Regions from separate parts of the Homo sapiens genome. Here region 2 is linked to region 1. A link is an interaction called in ENCODE POLR2A ChIA-PET data of the cell type or tissue named here. Cell type or tissue: B cell. All regions are shown on one strand.

The links. ChIA-PET counts read pairs that join two places held together with the same protein. Peaks named below come from ENCODE experiments on the same cell type or tissue, not always from the same donor. Only the 100,000 strongest peaks of a DNase experiment are listed, where the experiment ranks them.
Region 2: POLR2A ChIA-PET joins it to region 1 with 6 read pairs; 3 of 35 experiments call an interaction of 5 or more read pairs at or near these places.

What each region holds. Positions count from the first base shown.
Region 1 is chr6:87,549,040-87,554,039 of GRCh38, forward strand. All of the region lies in intron 5 of RARS2 (arginyl-tRNA synthetase 2, mitochondrial), which reads right to left. Among named protein-coding and RNA genes, the nearest start is that of RARS2, 38 kb to the right of the region's middle. In B cell, no CTCF peak of the experiment used is centred here; no DNase peak of the experiment used is centred here.
Region 2 is chr6:87,491,898-87,496,897 of GRCh38, forward strand. The region is part of intron 2 of SLC35A1 (solute carrier family 35 member A1); the gene reads left to right. Among named protein-coding and RNA genes, the nearest start is that of SLC35A1, 21 kb to the left of the region's middle. In B cell, no CTCF peak of the experiment used is centred here; a DNase peak (open chromatin) is centred at 3,104.

The sequences.
Region 1 (5,000 bases):
TGTCTCTACAAAAAAAATTTTTTTTAGTCAGGTGGCTGGGTGTGGTGGCTCACTCCTGTAATCCCAGCACTTTGGGAGGCCGAGGCAGATGGATCACTTGAGGCCAGGAGTTCTAGACCATCCTGGCCAACATGGTGAAACCCTGATTCTACTAAAAATACAAAAAATTAGCGAGGTGTGGTGGTGTATGCCTGTAATCCCAGCTATTTGGGAGGCTGAGGCAGGAGAATGGCTTGAACCTGGGAGGCGGAGGTTGCAGTGAGCCGAGATCACGACATTGTACTCTAGTCTGGGTGATGAGAGCAAAACTCTGTCTCAAAAAAATAAAAATAAAAAATAAAATAAATAAATAAATAAATAAATTAGTCAGGTGTGGTGGTGCATGCTTGTAGTCCTAGCTACTTAGAAGGCTAAAGTAGAACGGTAGCTTGGGCCCAGGAGCTCAAAGTTACAGTGAACTACGATGACTGCACTTCAGCCTGGGTGACAGAGTAAGATTCTGTCTGTAAAATTAAAAAAAAAAAAACATGTAAAAATATTTATGCATAAAACCTCCCAGAACAATCAGAATGTGGCTCACCACTCCAAATTCCCAATCAACACATTTATCACTCCCGTGTGTGCTCAAGAAGTTGTAATCAATCATTTAACATAGCAAATGCTTCTAGAGCACTCACTACCTGACAGGCACAGCTTCACACACTTCATGGGCATTAACTCATTTAATACTCATATGTGCTTTTATCTTTTATTTTACAGATGAGGGAACTGGGACAACGAAGAGAGATGATGAAGCAAATATGGCAATATCTTGATGACTCTTGAATATGTGTAATGAACATATGGGGGTTAATTATACTGTTCCCTGTTTTGTGCATGTTTGAAAATCTCATAAGTTTTTCAATATTTAAAAAAAGATAAATTAACTTGAACATAGCTGGTTAAAAGTGGTAAAACTAGAGTTTAAATTCTGGTCTGTCTCCAAAGTCTTGTTATACACCCTTAAGGGTACTACGATTTAAAAACTTGATCCTATGGATATGTGTGCACAATTATGAAATTATGAAACTACACACGTATTTATTTAATCATTGTTTAGAAAGAAAGTAAATGTCATCTTAAAGGCTTAAAAAAAAACCTTCCATTTCCAGCCAAAAGAAGATTGGATTTACTCTTCTGCCTTTAAATAATCAGAAAGCCAGAAAAATAGATGAAACACTGATTTTATGAATCTGGACAATAGTCAGTGAAGGACTGTGATGTCTGAGAGAAGAGCAAACAAGGGGAGTCCTAGCGCTGCACCACATTGCTGCCTTACTAGTACATTTGTTGGATGTAGCTAAAGCAGAAAAATCTACAACATGAAATGTTTATATTAGAAAAAAGGTTTTAAATCAATAATCTGAGCTTCTCCTTTAAGAAACTAGAAAAAGTAGAGCAAACTAAATCCAAAGCAAGCAGAATAAAAGAAAATAATACAGATAAAAGTAAAGCAAAAAAAATCAATAGAAATAAAAAACCCCAGAAAAACAGCTCTATATAATTGTGGAGGTAGTTACACAACTTGCATATCTTTGCCAAAACTCATCAAATTATATGTTTAAATATGGTGAAATTATATGTTTAAATAAGTATTGTATGTACTTATCCCTCAATGAAGCCGATTTAAGAAAAAAAAAAAAAAAGAATAGAATACAATGGAACAATAAAAATAATAAGCCAGCCCTGGATGCATTCATATTAAAGGAACATAAAATACATTATTTAAGAAAAAAAAAAAAAGCAAGAAGTGAAAACAATGTAAAATATGTATAGTCTGTTTACAAATGCATAGAACATCTCTAGGAGGGTGAATAAAACACTGATATTCGGATTAATAGATACCCACAGAGGAAACTGAGATGGGGAAGAGCTTTCCTTTTCATTAAATATCTCTTTGTAATCTCTGAATTTTTAAAAAACTAGGTATTTATAATGTCTGTTAAGAAAAACAAAAACAAAAACAAAAACAAAAAAAAACTTTCACAGAGCTTTCCATTTTCCCTCCGGTATTAGAAAAATTGAATCTATCCAGGTCTTCAAGTTTTGACAAAATGTCCCTTGAAATCAACAATTTGCTTCTCTCTGATACCATATTTCTACTGAGAAGGGAATACAATGAAATGGAAGATACAAATTCAATTCTTTTGGCAACTGAAGTAGCTATTATGAATTATAATTTGGGCATCTTACTGGGACTTTTGTTAAATTACTTCATGTAATTTCCTTAATTTTTGTTAAGAAGGGACAGATAACATCACTCTTGGCCGGGCATGGTCGCTCACGTCTATAATACCAGCATTTTGGGAGGCCGAGCTGGGTGGATCACTTGAAGTCAGGAGTTTGAGACCAGCCTGACCAACATGGTGAAATCCTGTCTCTATTAAAAATAGAAAAATTAGCTGGGCGTGGTGGTGCATGCCTGTAGTCCAGCTACTCTACTGGGGAGGCTGAGGCAGGAGAATTGCTTGAACCGGGGAGGCAGAGGCTGCAATGAATCATGCCACTGCACTCCAGCCTGAGCGAGACAGCAAGACTCCGTCTCAACAAAAAAAAAAAAAAAAAAAAAAAGATTACTCTTATTTTCCAGATAAGAGGCCAGAGAAATAAACTGTCCCATTCAAGATCACTGAGCCAGTTACTAACAGTCAGAACTGCTACCCTGACCTCCACAATTCTCATTTTACCAGCCAGAGGTCTCCAATCTGTTTTGCGAGAAGAGTGTCTCACACTTGGGAACAGCAGGAGTTGGGGAAAATCATGTTGAGAAAAGAAAAGAAAAGGCTACCACTGCTTCCCATGATCTTACAGAGCTGATTTGTACAAAATAGGAGAGGCTGACTAGAGAGAGATTAGAGAGGAAACAGTAATTAGCTTCAAGTCTTACACCATCTACCACGAGGAGTCCAAATCTATGATGGACAGCCATTTATCCTGTACTTTATCACACTGCTCCTAAATCAGACAAAATATATGACAACCTACACTACGTACCAGGGAGGCAGTAAAAGTTAAGTATACAGGTTTCAGAATCAAGAGTTAGCTCTGTGAACCTGGGCAAGTTACTTAATCTAGTATTATCATAATCAACTCAATTTAGGGAGAAAGTTTCTTGAGCACAGTGGTATCTCTTGTTTTCTGGGGAATGTTGCTTGGTCTGTTCAGGATACTACATATTTTAAAAATTCTCTTCTCCCACCTCTCTCATTTTCAGAAGAAATCCAAGAACAATCTTCCTGTCCCTACCTATTTTGTCTCTACTTTGAAATCACAACAGCAAGAACTATAGCACCTGGAAAACCTCTAAGGGAGAGAGAAGCAATGGTCTCACAACAATGCCACATGTGAACTGTCAGAGGCAAAGATGGCTGCTAGGAGATAGACAGGCTCTGCCTTCACCAGCATTCAGACACTCATTTAAATTCCAGCTTTCCTTAACTGCTTTAGAAAAAAGCTAAGAGAGGTAAATCCATAAGCAAATTAACTGCCATACAAAAAGCCTACAGAATACAACTCACATAGAACAGGTTATTTTTAGATATTTTTTAAAAGCATAAAAAAAAGGAGCAGTATATGGGAAACCAAAACTTAAGAGGAAAGCCAGGGAATCAATGAGTAAGGAAGACTGAAGCCACAGTATTTCTAGAGCTTAGCTGGAGTAAAAAGATGGTGAAGCTGAAAAAAAAAATGCAAAAGAAGGTAAGTAATGGTGGCAACTTTTCAAATTTTAGGAAACTTTATAATGGCATTATTTCAAGGATGAATGTACGGTAACAGGTAATATATTACCTCCCTGCTGATTTTCCTTTATTTGCCAGTTAGGTAATTGAAAGGGGTTTAAGAGTAATATGGTAATGAAGTGCCTCCCCAGTGAAGAAAGCAGTATGTCCTTTAATTTAAAGACATGAATGAAAATAATCAAAGATGACCACAAATTCTTTGCTTCTCTCACCATTAAGAGATGTACTCTATTTTTCTTCCCTTGAATCTGGGGTGATCTTGTGACTTGCTTTCATCAGCAGAAAGTGACAAAAATGATGCTGTGCCTGTTTCAAGACTAGATGATTTCACTATCTTAGAGCCTTGAGTACCTTTGTAAAGAGGTCTTGCTACCCTGCGGGAGAGACAATGTGGTGGGAGAGAGAGAGATGCCTGGCTAGAGAAGTAAAGAGCCATTTTTGATTTGTAGCCCCACTAGTCTCTAGATGACCGCAGTTACATAAGTGACCTCAGGCAAGTAGAAGAACCACTGGCCTGAAATACCCCTCTCTCCCCATTTCCTAATCCATGGTGTCATAAGTACCAAAATGGATGTTGTTTTAAAACACTAATCAGAAGCTGGCATTTTTTTTTCTTGAAGAGCCAGAGAGTAAATATTTTAATAGGCTTTTGGGCCATCTGATCTGTCGCAACTATTCAACTCAGCTCTACTGTGTTCAACTGCCATTGCAATATGAAAGCAGCCAATGTAGATGATGTAAACAAATGTGCATGGCTGTGTTCCAACAAAACTTTATTTGCAAAAACAAGCGGCAAACTGGATGTTGCCTATGGGCTTAGGTTTAACAATCCCTACACTAAGGTTTGCAGTGGTTTCTTATTCAAGTGGAGATAAAGCAGGCAAATTTCCTTAGGAGATGGCCTTAGTGTAGTTCCTCTCTAGTGTGAAGATGACTGTAGGAATCCCTCTACTCTTTGTGATGCAACAAATATTTAAACTCAACTTTAAAAATCATAATTGTGGTGTACTGGCAGTTTTAGAGTCATTCATAATATGTGTCTACTCCATAGGAGTAGAAGCTTAATCAGTAATTGGTCCTTATTACAAATTCATGAGTTTGCTCTTAGAGGGTCTGCCTTCTTTAAGAAGACAAGTGAGTGGCAGACGGTACACATGCATAAAACCCGCTCTTTCTCTGATTGTCCAGGAGCTAATCATAACTAAGTTTAAAAGCTATTAA
Region 2 (5,000 bases), 57 kb before region 1:
CAAATACTAATCACATTTGTGGATTAGGGCTTCAACATATGAATTTTAAGGGGTAACACATTTAGCCCATAGCACATTACACATACAACAAAACATTTTTGTTTTATGACATTCTTCTATTTGTGTGAACATGTATAGAATTTTTTTCTGATTTGTTTTAGAGTAAGATTTAGACAAGATGCTTCTTTGTCCCTAACGTTCTTCAGTGCATGTTTCCTAAAAACAAGGACATTCTCTTATATATAATCAATAAAATTATCGAAATTGAGACATCAGTACTGATATAGTACTATTACCTAATTCACGGACCTTATATAAATTTTTCCAATTGCCCTCCAATGTCCTTTATAGCAAAATAGTTATTTTTCTTGGACTTCAGTCCTGTCCAGGATTACAGTTTGCTTTTAATTGTCATGTCTCTAGTTTCTTTTAATCTAGAGAGTTCCTCCATCTTTTTTTTTCATGTCATTGATATTAACACAGGCCATTTAATTTGTAGAATCTCTCAAATTATGTTTATTGAGTTTTATGATTAAATTTAGGGTTTTTTTGGGTCAGGGATATCATAGAAATGATGCGTCCCTTTTAGTGCAGTATATAAAGATGTACGTGGTATCTATTTGTTCCATTACTGGTAATTTATCTTGATTTTTTTTTTTTTTTTTTTGAGTTGGAGTTTCACTCTTGTTGCCCAGGCTGGAGTGCAATGGCATGATCTCAGCTGACTGCAACCTCCGCCTCCTGGGTTCAAGCAATTCTCCTGCCTCAGCCTCCCAAGTAGGATTGGGATTACAGGGATGCACCACCACACCCGGCTAATTTTTGTATTTTTAGTAGAGATGGGGTTTCACCATGTTTGCTAGGCTTGTCTTGAACTCCTGACCTCAGGCGATGCACCCAGCTTGGCCTCCCAAAGTGCTGAGATTACAGGTGCGAGCCACCACACCTGGCCTAATCCTGGTTTCTTGATTAAGGTAGTGCCTGCTAGGTTTCTCCACATAAAGTTACCAGTTTTCTCTTTGTTATTAACAAGTGTCTTTTGGAGAGATACTTTGAGACGAGATAAATATTCTCTTTCTCATCACACTTTCACCTACTGGTTTTGTGGTCTGATACTGTTGTCAAATGATAACTTCCTGATACTTCATCATTACCTATACATTTATTGGCATTCTACTCTAGAAATTTCCCTTCTTCCCCCCTTTCTCTCCCTCTTTGTATTTATGTGAACATGGACTCAAGGATTATTTTATTGTGCAGGTTAGAATCCATTATTATCATTATTTTGATGCTCAAAATGTCCCAGATTTGCACAGTGGGATTAAACAGTTTCTTTTTAGCATATCTTGTTACAGGCTTTTCTTGTACTTTCCCTGCCCCAACCCTGAAATCATACATTTCTTCAAGGATCCTTTATTCCTTTTTTTTCCAGAATGGTATTTGGAAACCAGAATCTAGGCATTTGGTATACACATTGATACTGGAGTATCATTACTTTAGACCCTTTTAGCAGAGCTATGAAATATATATGCATGTGTATGCATAGACACCTATCTAAATCTAGTTGTGTGTGTGTGTGTGTGTGTATAACAAAGAGTTCTACATTGATTGATACCACAATTTTGATCTAACATCACTGTGTTCATTCTAAACTTCTCCTTACCCATGTTTGTTCCCTTATCTAATGGTGAGGATTCTAGCTCCCATTATGCTCAAGATGTTTACTTATTTGCTCAATCCTAGAATAGATAAGGAGTAGTTTCAGAATTTCTAATATTTACCTGAGAAAAAAACAAACTACTAACTGAAGTATGTATTTGTATGTAGTTCTCTTTGTTTTAGTTTTACAGCATACAGTAAAATACTGTGTTTTAGAATATTTGAGTTCTCTTTTTCTCCAAGTATAATTTTGTAGACAGTTGTTTTTGGCTTCTGTTTGTATTTAACTTGAGATTCCCCCATCCTTGTTGATTATACTTACAACACCCTGGAAGTTTTGGCATGTGAAATTATACTTATTTCAATAAGAAGTTAGAACTGGAAAAGAAAAAGGGAGTGTGGGAAGGAATTAATGGATGGCTACTTTGATAGATAAGGTTGACGTGGTCAAAGTAGTAAATGTTATGTGCAAGAGATTGCTGGGCCTTGTGTGTGATGTACACTGTACCCCACTTTCCTTTTTTTTTTTTTAACACAAGTATTTTACCTTAGAGGTGGTTTTATGTCAGTACATAGAAATCTATCTCATTCTTTTTAAAAGCTGCATGGTATTCCATTATGTATAGATACCATATATACCAGTCTGTACTGATGGGCATTTGGGTTGTCTCCAGTCTTCTACTCCAACACAAAGATGTAATAATTATCTTTGTACATACACTGTTGTGCATATGAATTATTATATCAGATAACTTTTAAATTAAAAGAGAAATTAGTAAATTCTGTTTTGAGGGAGGGGCAGATTAGCAGTTGGATATTGCGAAAGCTGTACATGTAAATAAGGTGATTTTTTTTAAATATTTGAATTTTTTTTTTTTTTTTTTGAGACAGAGTCTCGCTCTGTTGCCCAGGCTGGAGTGCAGTGGTGTGATCTCAGCTCATTGCAAGCTCCGCCTCCTGGGTTCATGCCATTCTTCTGCCTCAGCCTCGCGAGGAGCTGGGACTACAGGTGCCTGCCACCACGCCTGGCTATTTTTTTTTGTATTTTTTAGTAGAGACGGGGTTTCACTGTGTTAGCCAGAATGGCCTCGATCTCCTGACCTCATGATCCGCCTGCCTCAGCCTCCCAAAGTGCTGGGATTACAGGCATGGGCCACTGCACCCGGCCAAATATTTGAATTTTAAGTTATCAATTTCTAAGCTATAATTTGGTTGAAAGATAAACAATACAACATTTAAAAGTACTTTTTCATAAAATTAATTACTGCTGCAATTCACGGGAAAATTGTTATAATGCTTTACTAGACTCTATCACAGCTGTTAACACTAACAGTTTAGATTTAAACCTGTCATTGTTAGTATAAAGAAAAGGAAGTGAAAACACTTTCATATTGCCTTGGAACAAAGGAACAAAGTCAACTTTTTTTTTTTGAGACAGGGTATCACTCTGTCACCCAGGCTGGAGTGCAGTAGCGTGATCTTGACTTGCTGCAACCATCGCTTCCTGGGCTCAAGCAATCCTTCTGCCTCAGCCTCCCCAGTAGCTGGGATTATAGGTGCGTAGCACCACACCCAGCTAATTTTGTAGACATGGGGTTTCGCCATGTTGTCCAGGCTGGTCTCAAATTCCTGGACTCAAGCAATCCGTCTGCCATGGCCTCCCAGCATGCTGGGATTATAGGTGTGAGCCGCTGCGCCAGCTCAAACAACTTTTTATTGTTTGCTATTCACCATAGTTTATAAAGACTATCCCTAGCAGGATGTGTAAATGTTAATGTACATACACTTTGGGTGTGTTTAGTAACAAACCAAATATATCTTAACTTTGAACTACATACCCATATTAAGACCAGAGAAAATTATTCTACTGTTTCATAGTATTATCTAGAGAAATTAATGTATCTGTCAAATACTTATAGATTATCCAGCTTTGTTTATTTCTCCTTCTGGGTTTACATTTTCAGTACCCTTTTGTACCCATGCTATAATGGGTTCAGGGTGTTGGGGAGGAAGTAAAAATCATGTCCCTCATATGAAGGGTATTTTTGTCCTCAAATTGACCTCATTATTGGTTTTTTAACCTAGCCCCTCAAAGTCTTTTTTTTTTTTTCTTTTTTGAGACAGAGTCTAGCTCTGTCGCCCAGGCTGGAGTGCAGTGGTGCGATCTTGGCTCACTGCAAGCTGTGCCTCCCGGGTTCATGCCATCCTCCTGCCTCAGCCTCCCGAGTAGCTGGGACTACAGGTGCATGCCACCACGCCCGGCTAATTTTTTGTATTTTTAGTAGAGACAGGGTTTCACCGTGTAAATCAGGATGGTCTCGATCTCCTGACCTTGTGATCCGCCCACCTCAACCTCCCAGAGTGCTGGGATTAGAGGCGTGAGCCACCGTGCCTGGCCAATCAAAGTCTTTTTAGGTGAGTTAATTATACTTAACTTTGTAGATGATAAGAAATTTATAAACAAAATTTAACTTTCTTAAGCTCATGAGTAACTTCTGCTGTGTTCCATTTTGCACAGTGACTTGGTAACCTAGCCAAGGATTTTATGCCTCCTAGTAGTTCTTGTTAGATCAGTAGCTGGAAGAATGAGGCCTACTTTTGACCAAACAGAGGTCAGAAAGAATGGTTTCAGCTGGTTGATAGGAAATTTAGTGGGAGAGGCAGCAGCAGAATCTCTCTGCAGTCAACATGGAGCTTCAGAATTTCTTCAGGTAACCAAAGGTTGCACAGGGTCTATTCCAATGATAAAAATAAAAAGAATTGTTCAAATAGAAAATTTAACAAGGAAGACTATATCTAAAAAGAAATTTAATATATGTTTTTGATTATATACGCTCTTTTGTCCTAGCTAGCAGTGTCATTTATATAATTAATAAATTTGTTTTTAACAGAGGTGCTCATTAAGGTGCTTGTGATTTGATTTCTAAGAAAGTAAGTTGAGGGCCAGGCGTGGTGGCTTACGCCTGTAATCCAGCACTTTGGGAGGCCGAGGTGGGTGGATCACTTGGTCAGGAGTTCAAGACCAGCCTGGCCAACATGATGAAAAACCCCATCTCTACTAAAAATACAAAAAATTAGCCAGGTGTGGTGGTGTGCACCTGTACTCCCACTTACTTGGGAGGCTGAAGCAGGAGAATCACTTGAACCCAGGAGGTGGAGGTTGCAGTGAGCCGAGATCACACCACTGCACTCTAGCCTGGGTGACATGGCTAGACTCCATCTCAAAAAAAAAAAAAAAGAAAAACCCACCAAAACAGAAAATATAAGTTCCGGAAAATGGAAGAAAAAGTAACCTTTTTACAATATATTACAGTATATTTAGGACTGATCATTTGTTTCTA